Regions from separate parts of the Homo sapiens genome. Here region 1 is linked to region 2. A link is a contact called in ENCODE Hi-C or POLR2A ChIA-PET data. All regions are on one chromosome and are shown on one strand. The core of a region is the stretch at or near the end of the contact, and the rest is flanking DNA. Distances in the headings are between cores, read along the strand shown. Region 1 overlaps LOC105373418 (a long non-coding RNA gene). Region 2 holds the start of CYS1 (cystin 1).

Region 1 (7,183 bases), core at 1,633-4,132, 420 kb after region 2:
GCCTAGGCGACAGAGCAAGACGCCATTTCCCCCCACCCACCCCCCTCAAAAAAGAAAAAGAAATATATTCTGTTAGGTCTGAGAATGGCATGTAGTTGAGTTTGTTTTTTTGAAGTCCTTTCCTATTAGAAATCTATACTGAAATCTTGATGGATGAAATTACATGATGACTGAGATTTGCTTTAAAAGACTCTAGCAAAAAAAAAAATGTTGGTGCGAGTGTAGATGAACTAAAAATAGCAAAATGATGATCATTGTTGAAGCTGGGTGGTAGGTATAATATGGTAGTATGCAATTTTCTCTACTTTTATGAGAAATGTCTATAAACAAGGTTACATTTGGGAAAAAAAAGGAAAGCAATAATAGGCTCCAGGAGGCATCATCTATCCACTGCTCGTTTACTGAGTAGCTTTTTTGCGTGTTCAAAGATGAGTGAGACAATCTCTACCCTCTGTGAGCAGAAGGTGGAGGGACAAAGAGGAGTTAAGTCCTCAAGCCTTGCGTGCAGTTAAGAAACAATACCACACCACCCCTGGAGGCCACCTCGCAGCAGTGATTAACCAACTTCCATGGCAGTAACATTGACAGTGAGTGCTGGATGGAGTCTGCACTGGAGAAGAGAGAAAAGGTGTGGGGCTTCACACCTTCCCCCATTCTGGAGCCTACAGCTTAATCGCCTGTATTAAAACCTTCCTTCTAAACCCTCATTTTTATAAAATCCAATTTGATTTCTGATTCTTAACATTCCTGTACGTTCAGTCAGCTAATACACTTAAATACTGTTATTAGTGTTTTGAGAACTCCTAGAAGAAGCAGAATTGGGTGGTTAGGGGTTGAACAGAGAGGCAGGAGAGAAGTAGAAACTTTGTTTTGGGAAGGCTGGAAGTGGGAAAGTTAGGTCAGAATTCCACAGGGCCTTGGCATCGGGCTCATGCCTAACAGGAAGGAGGAAGCAAGCTCTCAAGATGGGGTTAGGGTCCCATTAGTTTCTGCAAAGCTTTGCACAGAGTCATGTGGTACCCCCGGCCTGGGGCCAAGGGCACTGAGCAGGTTCTCCTGCAAGTGCCGTTCGAGCCAAAGTGATCAGGAAGAGCTTCTTCCATCAAGGACACCCAGGCAACTCTGTCTCTGATCCCCAGACTGAAAGGGGGGGAGTCATCACAGTTCAACTTAGTTAAACATTTTTGAACTTGACTGTGTGTCAGGCCACACACTGGCCCTGGAGCTACGGAGACCAAGTAGGCACTTTCTCTTTGTCAAGGTTCTTTGATTGTAAACAACAGAAGCGACCTCCGGATGTGAGAGAACTCACAGTCCTAATGGAAAAGCTGAAGAACCAAGCTTCAGAGAGGACAGACACCAGAGGAGCTCTGGGGACTTAGGGGACAGAAGCCATAGCATAGGCTCCAGTCATGTTCAGCCTTTTTGTCACCCCACTCAAATCCAGATACCGGGGAAGAGACTTCTAGAGGGACCATCAGAAGCATGCTTGGTGGCAGATGTGCTACCCCTCAATAAGAAAGGTGTTTTGTTTATTTGGTTTTTGTTTTGAGATGGAGTCTTGCTCTGTCTTCTAGGCTCACTGCAACCTCTGCCTCCCAGGCTCAAGTGATTTTCGTGCCTCAGCACCCCAAGTAGCTGGGACTACAGGCGTGCACCACCACACGCAGCTAATTTTTGTATTTTTAGCAGAGATGGGGTTTCGCCATGTTGGCCAGGATGGTCTCAAACTCCCGACCTCAAGTCTATCCGCCGATCTCGACCTCCTGAAGTGCTGGGATTACAGGCGTGAGCCACCGTGCGCAGCCAATAAGAAAGTTTTTAAAAAGGGAAGTCATTATCCACTCCTCTCAGTCAGATGCATTGGCTTCTGGCTGTCTGGGTTGTCTAGAAGCAGATTCCGTGCAGGCTGAGCACAGCAGGGAAAGGGCTCCGTTAGATGGGGGTTGAGTCTTTGTTTCACACTGACTCATCCCTGCATCCTGAGGCTGTTGACTGTGTAGACTCAGCCCTGGCATAGGTGAACTGGGGTCAGGCCTGTGGTTCTCACTTGTAAATCTGAGATAATCTATAAATGGTTTTCTCTCTGGTTTTCTTTCCCAGTAGAAGCGGTTCTTTTGTTTTGTTTCTTGTTCTTTGTTTTGTTTTTTTTGTTTTTTTTTGGAGACAGAGTCTCACACTGTCACCCAGGCTGGAGTGCAATGGTGCAATCTCGGCCCACTGCAACCTCCGCCTCCGGGTTCAAGCGATTCTCCTGCCTCAGCCTCCTGAGTAGATGGGACTATAAGCGCACGCCACCACGACCAGCTAATTTTTTATATTTTTAGCAGAGACAGTATTTCACTATGTTGGCCAGGCTGGTCTCGAACTCCTGACTTCATGATCTGCCCACCTCAGCCTCCTAAAGTGCTGGGATTACAGGCATGAGCCACCACACCCAGCCTAGTAGAAGCAGTTCTTACAGAAAAGTTTCTATTTGCAAGAGAGGTGACTCAAAACTTGATAATTGATTTTGTTTTGCTGTAAATGTCTTTAAACATTTTTAAAAACCCTCTAGAACTTTGGAGGGGGAGGCTTCCCTGCCTGGGGCTGCAGACTGTGGTGGGGGCTGCCAGTCACATCAGTGGGGGCTGGGCACACCCAGGACCCTCCAAGGGCTCATTTCTTACCCCAGGGTCAGGGTAAGCATCTTTGGTGACCACAGTCAAGGTGGGCTGGAGCCATAGGTTCTATTTTATTCTGAAACATGCCTGTGAAGTGCACCCGGCCTGGGGAGTTGGAATTACTCATGCCCAGTCAGTCAGCTACTGAAGATAAAAATCAGAACAAAAACTAAAGATGCTTGGGGTTGTGGCGTGGTTGAATAGCTAAGTCACACTTCATCTTCTTCCACTCTCAGCTCAAAGATCGAAGGAAGACCAGAGTCTGACAGTCATCGAGTCTGACGCACTCCCACTGCAGCAAAAGTTTGAATTCCCCTCTCCAGCATTCTGGCCACCGAGTGGTCCCTGCTGTCCTTGAGGGTCTTTGGTGACAAGGAACTCACCTTCCAGGGAAGCCTCTTCCACCCTGGGACAATTCAGATTATGAAAGGACACTCAGATACAGAGCTGAAACTCTCTACCTAATTGTTCCTTTTGGGTTTCACAGAAAAAAAGAAAAAAAAATTTTTTTTTGAGACAGGGTCTGGCTCTGTCACCCAGGCTGGAGTGCAGTGGCATGCTGTCAGCTCACTGCAACCTCCGCCTCTCTGGCTCAAGCAATTCTCGGGCCTCAGCCTCCCAAGCTGGGACTACAGGCACACCCCACCCCACCCAGCTGATTTGTTGTATTTTCAGTAGAGATGGGGTTTCGCCATGTTGGCCAGCCTGGTCTCGAACTCCTGGCCTCAAGTTGATCTGCCCACCTCAGCCTCCCAAAGTTCTGGGATTACAGTTGTGAGCCACCATGCCTGGCTGGGAAAAAATTTTTTTTGTTCTTCTTTCAATGGACAGTTCTTCGAATATCTGATAACAGTTTTCAGAGTCTCCTCCAAGCTATAGCCTCAGTCCTTCAGGTAACCCCTGTGACGTGTCTCGAACCTCCCCAGCAGCCCTAGTGGCTCCCTCTGCATGCAGTCCAGGCTGTCCCCATCTCTCTTAAAGCCTGTGAGCACAAAAGTCCAGTTTTCCGGGTAAGCAGCCTGTGGCTGCTAATACTGCATGGTGCTTGGCATCACGTAGGCAGCCATAGCACTGTGGAAGAAAGGAGAGAAGTGGAGTAGAGAAGACAGGAGGGAGAGTGGGAAAGAAAGGGAAGATGAAAGAAAAGGAAGGAGGGAGGGTAGATGGCTTTCAGCCAACATCTGCATGTCACTTCTAGCAGAGTTGCTGCTGTTGCCGTCTCCCCTGCCTGGGCTGGGCTGGACTGGGCTGTCCCAGACCCTGTCCCCAGATGCCCCCACAAACTTGCTGCTATTCAAAAGGCTGGCTCTCATGGAGTCCTCAGCATACCTGCTCCTGCTCCTTCTCCTGGAGAACTGGGCCCTGGAGAGAGCACAGCACACAGAGGCAGCTAGGAAAGCTGACAGCCTCCCCGCCCCATTCAGCACCGTACCCCAGTACTTAGAGCTGGGGCCCCAGGAGGGATGCAGAGGTCCAAGTTTGGGCTCCAGAAGCTGCTGGCCCAAGGCAGTCAGTGGCTGCTCTGGTTCCAGTTGTGTACACACTTCAGAACTCACCCCCAAGCTTCCACAGCACTTTCTAGGGCCAAGAGAAAACAGACAGGAAGATGTAGTGGAATGATGACCAGGTGCATTTTCACTAACAGGACACTTTCGTACTCATGATCTCATTCAGTCTCACTGGGACCTTTATCTTCTCATTTCACGTATATATAAGCAAAGGATCAGAGAGGCTTGCCCAAGGTTAATCTCAGTATCATTCAGAGAACTATAGTTCTATAGAGTCACACACACACAACGCAATCTCTATCTCACATCATTCTCTCCTCTCCCCAGTCCTAGTACATAGATGTTGTTCTTACTTTCAGAGATAGAAACTGACGACCAGAGATTTAGGTTAGCGGCCCAAGGTCACACAGCTAGTGACTATCTCAGAATAAAACTCCTGGTTGTTCAGGCTAACATCCATGCTGTGTCCACTTGATTTATATGGGAGGTTTCCTCCCATACAAATAAAACACCCCATTGAGATAACAATACGAATAATCTGTATGAAAAGTCTGTTCTGTTCTGTTCTTACGCTAACTCCTTAGTCTGTAGAAACAAAGCAGTTCACAGACACCCAATAGAAGCAATGAAAGCATCTCCCATTGTCTTTTCCACCACGTGCTCCTAAGAGGAAAACTGATGGGCCAACAAAGATTGGCCCCAAGCACGGAATCTCCATGAAAGAACAATGCTTTTTTAAAAAGGCATCATAAGCAGAATACAAAATTATAGGTTCACTGTGTTACCACGGAGGAGGATGAAATGCATATGGAAATAGACAAAGGCTGGAAGGGAAATGCAAACATTCAATCAGTCCAATGGCAAAGGGATGGTTTATTTTTCTTTCTTAAAAATGTATTTAATGACTTTATCATATTTGTGCAATAACAAAAAAGACTCTCATATAATGCACAAATATTCATAATCTGAAATACAGAAGACCTCCAAGCAGTGGTATAAACCTAAGCTGCAGCTGCCGGAGTCCCTGGGATATTGCTGCTTGGTTGACCATGTTCGACCTTGACCAGTTCCGTTAACAGTCACCATAGAGATGGAGAAGAGAGAGAGGCGGAGCAGTCTTTCCACCATGCAGTCTGGCTGACTGCTTGTTACTATAACATTTTGAATACAGACTGTTCCCTACATCTCTGTTTTTGTAGAGCCTTGTCTTCAAGTCAGAGTTCATTAAATTCTGCTGACTTCCCAGAGCACCTACTATGTGCTGGGCCCCAGATATACAAGAATAGTAGGCTAGGTCCCTACCTAGTGACAGCTCATAGCAGGCTCAGTTCTTGGTGGTTTTTGGAGCCTGTGGAGGGTGAAGCATCATACGCTCCCAAACTGCTTCAAAACTTAAAAATAATAGAACCCATAATGTACCCTCTAAGTCTCCAAATCTTGCTAAGTAATTGCTAACCTTGCTAAGTAATTGCTAAGGCTTTTTCTTTTCTTTTCTTTTCCTTCTTTTTTTTTTGGCTCACTAGACAGGACACGAGATATGTATATTTCATTTTTATCCCTAGACTGTATCACCAACTTCTGGAGAACAGAGGCTGTGTTTAATTACCTATATTCCTGGCATAGGGCCTAGCACTGGCCACCTGCTGAGCAGTACGGACTCAGTGTTTGCTGAATATACTGAGCATCCAGAATGAACTCTGCACTGTGCTCCTGAATGAAAGAGTGAATGGATGGGTGCATGGATGGATGGGGCACTAGTTGGAGGGTGGAAGGATGGATGGATGGATGGATAGATAGGTCGATGAGTGAATGGATGAATAGGTGGATGGGTGATTGGGTGGATGGATGGATGGGGGTATGCATGGTGTGAGGTTGGATAGATGGATGGATAGATGGATGAGTAGATGGATGAATAGGTGGATGGGTGGATGGATGGATGAATGGATGGATAGATGGATGAGTGGATGGATGAATAGGTGGATAGGTGGATGGATGGATGGATGAATGGATGGATGGATGGATGGATGGATGGATGGATGGATGGTTAGATGGATGAGTGGATGGATGAATAGGTGGATGGGTGGATGGGTGGATGGGTGGATGGATGATGGAAGGATGGATGAATGGATGGATGGATGGATGGATGGAGAGTAAGTCACTGCATCAAGATACAGATGCACAAGTTGGGAAACAGGAGGAAAGTTTAATCAAGAACTATTCACGAAGCGGAGGAAAATGTTTATGGCAATCAGTAATGGATGCAGTTCCCTGGGGTAAGAAACAGAAGGAGCAGTTACCACCCCTAGTCCTGAGGGACAAAGGGAAAAAAATAATGACCAGAACCCAAAGAGAGGAACTGACCAGAGAGGAAGCATCAGGGAGAGGGAAGTAGGCAGGTCACACATACAATGTGTGGCCTTTTCCTACTGACTTTTTTCTTTTCTTTTTTTTTTTTTTGATTATACTTTAAGTTCTAGGGTACATGTGCACAATGTGCAGGTTTGTTACATATATATACACGTGCCATGTTGGTGTGCTGCACCCATTAAGTCATCATTTACATTAGGTATATCTCCTAATGCTATCCCTCCCCGCTCCCCCGACCCCACAACAGGCCCTGGTGTGTGATGTTCCCCACTGTGTCCAAATGTTCTTATTGTTCAATTCCCACCTATGAGTGAGAACATGCGGTGTTTGGTTTTCTGTCCTTGCGACAGTTTGGTCAAGATGATGATTTCCAGCTTCATCCATGTCCCTACAAAGAACATGAACTCACCCCTTTTTATGGCTGCATAGTGTTCCATGGTGTATATGAGACACATTTTCTTAATCCAGTCTATCATTGATGGACATTTGGTTTGGTTCCAAGTCTTCGCTATTGTGAATAGTGCCGCAATAAACATACAAGTGTATGTGTCTTTATAGCAGCATGATTTATAATCCTCTGGGTATGTACCCAGTAATGGGATGGCTGGGTCAAATGGTATTTCTAGTTCTAGATCCTTGAGGAAT
Region 2 (7,025 bases), core at 4,034-6,533:
TCTATTCCTTTGAGCTGATTAATTGACTGGTTGGTTCTCAGCTCTCTAATGAGAAGAAGGAACTTAAGCATCTTCCCAGGTGTCTGGGACCATGGGATGTTCGTGTGCAGAGGTGACCACCCCCACCAGGCAGCTTCCACATTAGAGAAGTTGATATTCACAGTGGGGGGTTTGAGCTTAAAGTTGGACATTTTATGTTTGTTGCACACTCTTTTTAGCCAACAGTATTTAAAGGTTAACCTCTGTAATAAATATTACACGTTAATGGTCAAATTTACACAGACTCAATTCCCTTTCCCAGCACTGCCCTCCCTCTCCCCTCAAACCTTGTCCTCAGGATGATAAATGACCCCACCAAAGCCTAGGGTCCAAGTATGTTTTGAGTGGCCTCCAAATCTCACACTCAAAACTGTGGGTTCATGGACAGGGGAGTCAGCTCACAGATCACTTTGTGTAGCAGATTTGCAAGGAGAAGGAAGCTTACGTTCACTGAGGCCAGCGGCTGTGGACACTGTACTGGATCTTTCTCAGCTGCTGTGTGCATTGCCCCTGGAGACAGGACAGTCCCACACAAACATCGTCTTACTCAGTGGGCCAGGGATGGGCACCTGAACCTCAAGTAGCTCCAGTTCAAGGCGGCCAGCTTCCTGCCTGCTCAGCTAATCGAAGCCTGTCCACCCCACCCCACCCCACAAACCCACCACCCCCCGCCCCCCGGTCTAAATTCCTAGCCGGAGTAAAAATCCAATGGGAAAAGAGTCTTATACACATGGCAGCGGAGTGAAACCACATCAGCTACCTGGTCATTTTTTTTTCTTAAATATAAGCAGGAGTCAGTGGGGGATGATGCCCTTGTCCCATGTAAAGATCTTAATCGCTCCTTAGGTCCGATGCCCACTTCTCACTCCCATCTCCTTTTATACCCGCTGACTGTGTCCCGGAGTCTCATCTGTCAGTCCATTGACCCCGTTTCCTCTCCAGCGTCTGTCATCATGGCATAGACTGCAATTGCTCAGCCTGTGTCATCTGGCAGCTCTCTACTGTCAGTTTTCCATCTTTCAGAAATGCGTTGAAACCTCTCCTTTGTGATTTCCCTCCTTCTTACAACTCCTCCTCTATCCCTTTTTCTTTTATCTTAATTCCAGCAAAGTCGCAAGTACCAAGAGAAGGCAACTCTGCACCCGGTCTGCTGTTTTGAGCCAGAAGCCATGAGATGCCTCTAAACGAGAACTGCTCTAGTCATGGAAAGTATGCATCGTAAATTCCAGTGCTAAACCTTTTGTTTAGATGGGGTACAAGTCATTGTCATTTTACTGTCAGAATTTTTTACAGTGTTATAGAACGCACCAAATCAGCCATGACCTGGACCTGCCAACCCTAAGGACCTCATGTATCTTATTTCTGAGTAAATATTGAAAAAAGTTCTGTAACTCATTAATTGTCCTTAATGAATAATGGTGATTCACCCTTATATTTTGTTTTCCCCTCTTGATGCCGAAACCATGAAACCAAATACAAAAGCTTGGACACTTTGGTAAAAGACAATAGCAATTATGTGGGCTGCTGCTGTCCAAACATATCAGCATTCGTTAATAGCACTGTGGCTCTCTCAAGTTACCGATTAAGCATTAAAAATAGAAACATGGCTTGCTTATGTTTCAAATGCCGTCTCATTTATCACCCAAATGCAAATATTATCTGTCTGCATATTCATAAGAACCAGCACCTGCACAACACATCTTTCTTACGTAACGGCTTGGGAGTGCCATGATTGGTGGGAAACTGCAGGATATCTGAGCAGGGAGAGTAGATCTGCGAGTCCTGAAGCAGGGGCCCTGGAGTGGGGTTTTGAAAGGTGGGTTGGTTTGGCAGGCTATTGTAATGACTGGTCCATGAGTCGTGGTGGGAGGAACTGGCTTCATCTGCAGTAGATGCCTGGCTACTCCTGAAACCAAGGAAAACATCGTTCGGGCGCCCGAGTCCTTCCGAAAAGTATCACCAACTGTAGTCCTCTTCCAGGGTTTAATTTGTTTAAGGAAAGGAAGTTCTATTTTCCCAGAGTTAAGCAGAGAGTTCCCAAACTGGGCTTCACCTTCCACCCACCATCACCAGCACCCACGAGCACTATCACCGCATAAAAGAATCCTTCAGCTGCAGGTGTGACTGCCAGATATTTTCTTAAGAAGGATTACACCCCATTTCAGTTCTCCAATATTCCTGAGACGTTGCTAACTCTTTCGGACAAAAATTCTAGAGACGATCTTAGGGACATTAGTCATGCGGAAAGCTTTTAGGTTGTTTGCTTATTATGGGAAGCTTCTAATAAAATCAATCTGAGTTTTCAGCATATTTGATGGAAGCCAGGTCTACAAATGTAGCAGATTTTAAAATGTTCTCTCAAAGTGGAAAGAATGCTGGCTCTGGCATTCCTCCCGCTGAAGCGGAGCTAATGACAAGTTTTGGGAAACAGTGTTGGAATCAAGAGTGGCCAGAAAAATTGGTTGCCCTGGGAGGTGAACACAGGGAGCTGTGGATGTATTTAAACATGAGTCACATGACTAGCTTCTATTTAGGCAGAAGCAAAACATGTTTTCCTTTAAATCATTAAACTGAGTGAACTCAAGAAAAATCTCGTTTGCCTCTAAGTGTTGTTGTTCTTTGGGGTTTAAAGAGTTTCAAGATGAGATTTGTTTTCTTAAAAACTTATATCAATAGCTTCCAAACGAGACACATCTGTAGACTTAGCGCACCCAAATGACATCTGTGTTTGGCCCCACATCCTACACCTGGATGGTTAAGATGGCACATCAAAAAAAAGGGGGGGAGAGGCCAGGCACGGTAGCTTACGCCTGTAATCCCAGCACTTAGGGAGGCCAAGGCAGGTGGATTACCTGAGGTCAGGAGTTCAAAACCAGCCTGGCGAACATGGTGAAACCCTGTCTCTACTAAAAATACAAAAATTAGCCGGATGTGGTGGTGCGTGCCTGTAATCCCAGCTGCTCAGGAGCCTGAAGCAGAAGAATCACTTGAACCCGGGAGGCGGAGGTTGCAGTGAGCAGAGATCCGGCCACTGCACTACAGCCTGTGCAACAGAGCGAGACTCCGTCTCAAAAAAAAGGCAGGGGGGATCATAAATACTTCCCTTTAAAAAATTTTTTTTCTTTTCTTTTTGCTTTTTCTTTATTGTTTGTTGTTGTTGTTGTTTGTTTTGTTTTTTTTTTTTTTTGAGACGGAGTCTCTTTGGTTGCCCAGGCTGGAGTACAGTGGTGCGATCTCGGCTCACTGCAACCTCCGCCTAACGGGTTCAAGTGACTCCTGCCTCAGGCTCCCGAGCAGCTAGGACTACAGGTGCCCTTCACCATGCCCGGCTAATTTTTGTATTTGTAGTAGAGACAGGGTTTCATCCTATTGGCCAGGCTGGTCTCGAACTCCTGACCTGAAGTGATCCGCTCGCATCAGCCTCCTAAAGTGCTGGGATTACAGCCTCATTTTTTTTCTCTTCTTTTTCTTTTCCCTCTCTGTCTCACCTCTCTTCTCTCTCTCTTTTCTTTTCTTTCTTTCTTTTTTTTTTTTTGAGACAGAGTCCAGCTCTGTTGCCCAGGCTGGAGTGCAGTGGCGTGATCTCGGCTCACTGCAACCTCCACCTCCTGGGTTCAAGTGAGCATGCCCAGCTAATTTTTGTATTTTTAGTAGAGACAGTTTCACCATGTTGGCCAGGCTGGTCTCAAACTCCTCACCTAAAGTGATCTGCTCGCCTCAACCTCTGAAAGTGTTGGGATTACAGGCATGAGCCACCACGTCCAGCTAGATTATAAATACTTTCTTGTTCTTTTTTTTTTTTTTTTTTTTGAGACGAGCCTCACTCTGTCGCCCAGGCTGGAGTGCAGTGGCGCGATCTCGGCTCACTGCAACCTCCACCTCCCGGGTTCACGCCATTCTCCTGCCTCAGTCTCCTGAGTAGCTGGGACTACAGGCGCCCGCCACCACGCCCGGCTAATTTTTTGTATTTTTAGTAGAGACGGTGTTTCACCGTGTTAGCCAGGATGGTCTCGGTCTCTTGACCTCGTGATCCACCTGCCTCGGCTTCCCAAAGTGCTGGGATTACGGGCGTGAGCCACCGCGCCCGGCCTCTTGTTCTCTCTTAATAATAAAAATAAATGGATGTGAATCTGAGTCCCATTTTTATTCCATTTTCTTAGGCATATGTTTTTTAATGTCTACTCCTGAAGTGATAAAATAGTAGAATTTCAAGTCTGTGGTTGGGAAAGTTTAGCCGAAATTCCATTTTCACAATTATTCTGGAATCCAATCAATCAGGATAAAAGTTAATGTCAAGTCAAGATAGGTGAGTTAAACCCAGGACTTTTGAATTGCCCTGTCTTGGAAAGGCTGGAATTTAAAGTTGCAGGAGGTGGGCAAGGGAAGGAAGTAATCACATTTAAGTAAAACACAGAACCAACCAACAGGAAGGCTCGCTGGGTTTGAATTCGGCAGCTTTGGAGTGTTTTCTAGTCTGGGTTGTGGTTAGTTCACTTAAAAAGAAAAGCGGTTAAGGGAAAAAAAAAAAAAATCCGAGACCAAAAGCTAGACTTATGACCACCACCTAGGTATTTCCTTTTGCTTCTTTCCTGTGGCGGGGGGAGGGCGAGGTGGGGGTTGCTTTGCCTTTCTCCTTCATTTTCAAAGTTTTTCTTTCCCAAAAGTAGTGACTATTTGGAGGTTTTGATGAGGCTCAACCTTCACACATCCAGTCTCCGCTGGGGCAACAGAGGGAAGGAGAAGGCCGGAGGGGGCTGTTGGTGCCCGGAGGATCGCCCCTTCCCTCCCGGGGCGTCTCAGGCCTGGCGGACACTGAAAGGTCGGGGCGCACTGACGGCCGGACCTCGCGAACGCAGCGCGCGCAGCCCTCAGGGTCTTTCCCCCGCCCACCCCGCGCATCGCTAGGGGGCTCAGGCTTTGGGAAGTCCCCCCAAGCTCCCGCGGCCTCCCACGGGCCCGGCGAGCGTCGTCTGGGGAGCGTTTCCATAAATGAACAAACTCAGCCGGGCCCCCCGCAGGGTTCAGCAATTCCAGAAGGCCGGGACAGGGCTGACCCGACGGCGGGGAGCGAGGGGACCCGTGGGCGGGAGTGGGGGGACTGTAGGGGGAGACCCGGGAGGGGAGGCCGCGCCCGCACCCGGTGCTCCTCGCCGGGGTCTCGGGCCCGCCCCTCCCTAGGGCCGGTGTGCGCCCCCTCGGGACGCCTATGCAGCCCTGCCTCGCCCGCCCCTCCCCAGGCTCCGGCTCGCACCCCCGTCCTCCGGCCGCGACCCCCGCCCGGGAACCCTAGCCCCTGGCCGCGGTCGCTTCCCGGACCTCGCCCCGCGCCTCCCCCTGCAGCCCGCCCCGGCCGCACCCCCTAGCGTCCCCGCCCCCGGCCGCGCCCCCTCATGGGGGCCCCCTCGGCGGTCCGGGAGGCGGCGGGCGCGCCATGGGCAGCGGCAGCAGCCGGAGCAGCCGGACTCTGAGGCGGCGGCGCAGCCCCGAGAGCCTCCCCGCGGGGCCCGGAGCGGCAGCCCTGGAGGGCGGGACCCGCCGGCGGGTGCCGGTGGCGGCGGCCGAGGTCCCGGGGGCAGCCGCGGAGGAGGCGCCCGGCCGCGACCCCAGCCCCGTGGCGCCCCCCGACGGCAGGGACGAGACGCTGCGCCTGCTGGACGAGCTGCTGGCCGAGTCGGCGGCCTGGGGCCCCCCGGAGCCCGCCCCGCGCCGCCCAGCCCGGCTCCGACCCACCGCGGTCGCGGGGAGCGCGGTGAGTGTGGGAGCCGCAGGGCCTCGGGGGACGGCGGGGACCCCACTCACCGGCCGCGCGTCCCCGCCCCAGCCCTGGGCGCCGGTCGCGCTGCGCCCCCTTCCAGCCTCCGACTTGCGTGCTCCCCGCTGCCCCGGCCTCCCCGCCCCTGGGCCCCCAGGTTTCCTCCCTCTCTGCCCCGTCTCCGGGTCTGTGTCCAGGCGTGGGGGCGATCGCGCTGGGAGCGGCCGAGGAAGGACACCCCTAGGCGGAGCGCGCCGGGCTCCCGGCTCCCCTCGGGCCCGCGGCCCCGCCTGGCCTTCCCGGGCCGCCCTGGAGCGGGGCGCCGGCGGTGGTGGCACGGCAGCCAGACGGTGGCTCAGAAGCGCCCTGCCGCGCCCACCGGTCCAGATCCTTGCCTTGCTGGGCAGGCAATTCTCATGTTACTGATATTTTTAGGATGCTGCGGAATCTCTTTTGCGCTTCCTATTCTCTCTCCCTGAATACTCGTAATAACAGTCCTGCTGTTCTAAAAAAACAATAAAACAAGCACTCTGGTTTGGCAACCGTCTTCGCTCCAGCAGAGCTGAATGAACAAGATCTTTAACATCCGCTCCCGGGCTCGGGGAGGATGCCAAGGGCCTCGTCCTCCTCCCTGAGGCCCGGGAGGCTTTGCTTAGCAGCCGCTGGGAGCCGAGGAAGATGCCTTCCTGGGTGGCTACCGCACCAAGGAATCCTGAAAAGGCCCCAGGGAGGGTGGGGGAGAGGGACAGCCCCAGGCGACAGTGCACAGAGCTCTCTCCCTCTGGCCCTGGTTCCCTGCTCCTCTCCCTTACGGTCTTTAAAGAGGAAAAGCGAGCTGCAGTGAGTAGGGCTGAATTATATAACAAGATTCCTTTAATACCACATCAGCCTGCAGTTATATAACACTGCCTGGACAAATAGCTGAGAAATTTGGGAGGAATTCACACATAGCAAGGAGGCAGTTAATTTTAGTGTTCATTTTCAAGTGCTTTGGAAACTCGGAGGTGAAAATGAGAGGCAAATAGCAAGAGTGAATGTTGTGCCCTCTGATTTGCTGATATTATTCATCATGGTGACTGCTCGCTCTTTAAGTCATTTTCCAGCTATCCTTTGAGCACCGGTCCCGCTGTGGGTGCTAGGGATGAGGCCACACAGCATAGCCCTTGCCTTAAAGAAGTCTGCAGCTCGATGGGGGAAAGTAGAAAGCAGGGCGATGAGAGATCCGTATCAAAAG

Evidence for each region. A loop is a pair of places that touch in the nucleus more often than their neighbours do. ChIA-PET counts read pairs that join two places held with the same protein, here RNA polymerase II (POLR2A). Pooled maps may share reads with other maps.
Region 1: a loop to region 2 is called in a map with no recorded cell type, with 8 times the contacts of the local background. The contact joins the enhancer-like site here to the promoter of CYS1 in region 2. A Hi-C loop is called at or near these places in 2 of 37 single-sample maps with no recorded cell type and 2 of 50 pooled maps. POLR2A ChIA-PET finds 5 or more read pairs at or near these places in 1 of 52 experiments (OCI-LY7).

The regions. Positions count from the first base shown.
Region 1 is chr2:9,651,315-9,658,497 of GRCh38, reverse strand. The region is part of intron 3 of LOC105373418 (a long non-coding RNA gene); the gene reads right to left. Among named protein-coding and RNA genes, the nearest start is that of YWHAQ, 24 kb to the right of the region's middle. RefSeq lists enhancers at 1,540-1,709, 1,667-2,168, 2,220-2,319, 2,950-3,189, 3,513-3,622 and 1 more. Within about 2 kb of position 2,882, at least 6 of the 41 ENCODE cell types and tissues checked have a DNase peak (open chromatin) inside an H3K27ac peak, as active enhancers do.
Region 2 is chr2:10,078,669-10,085,693 of GRCh38, reverse strand. CYS1 (cystin 1) reads left to right here and starts at 5,283. Exons shown (of 3, transcript NM_001037160.3): 1 at 5,283-5,788. The coding sequence starts at 5,471. RefSeq lists an enhancer at 2,665-2,724 and silencers at 4,969-5,208, 5,379-5,438, 5,499-5,738, 5,809-6,148.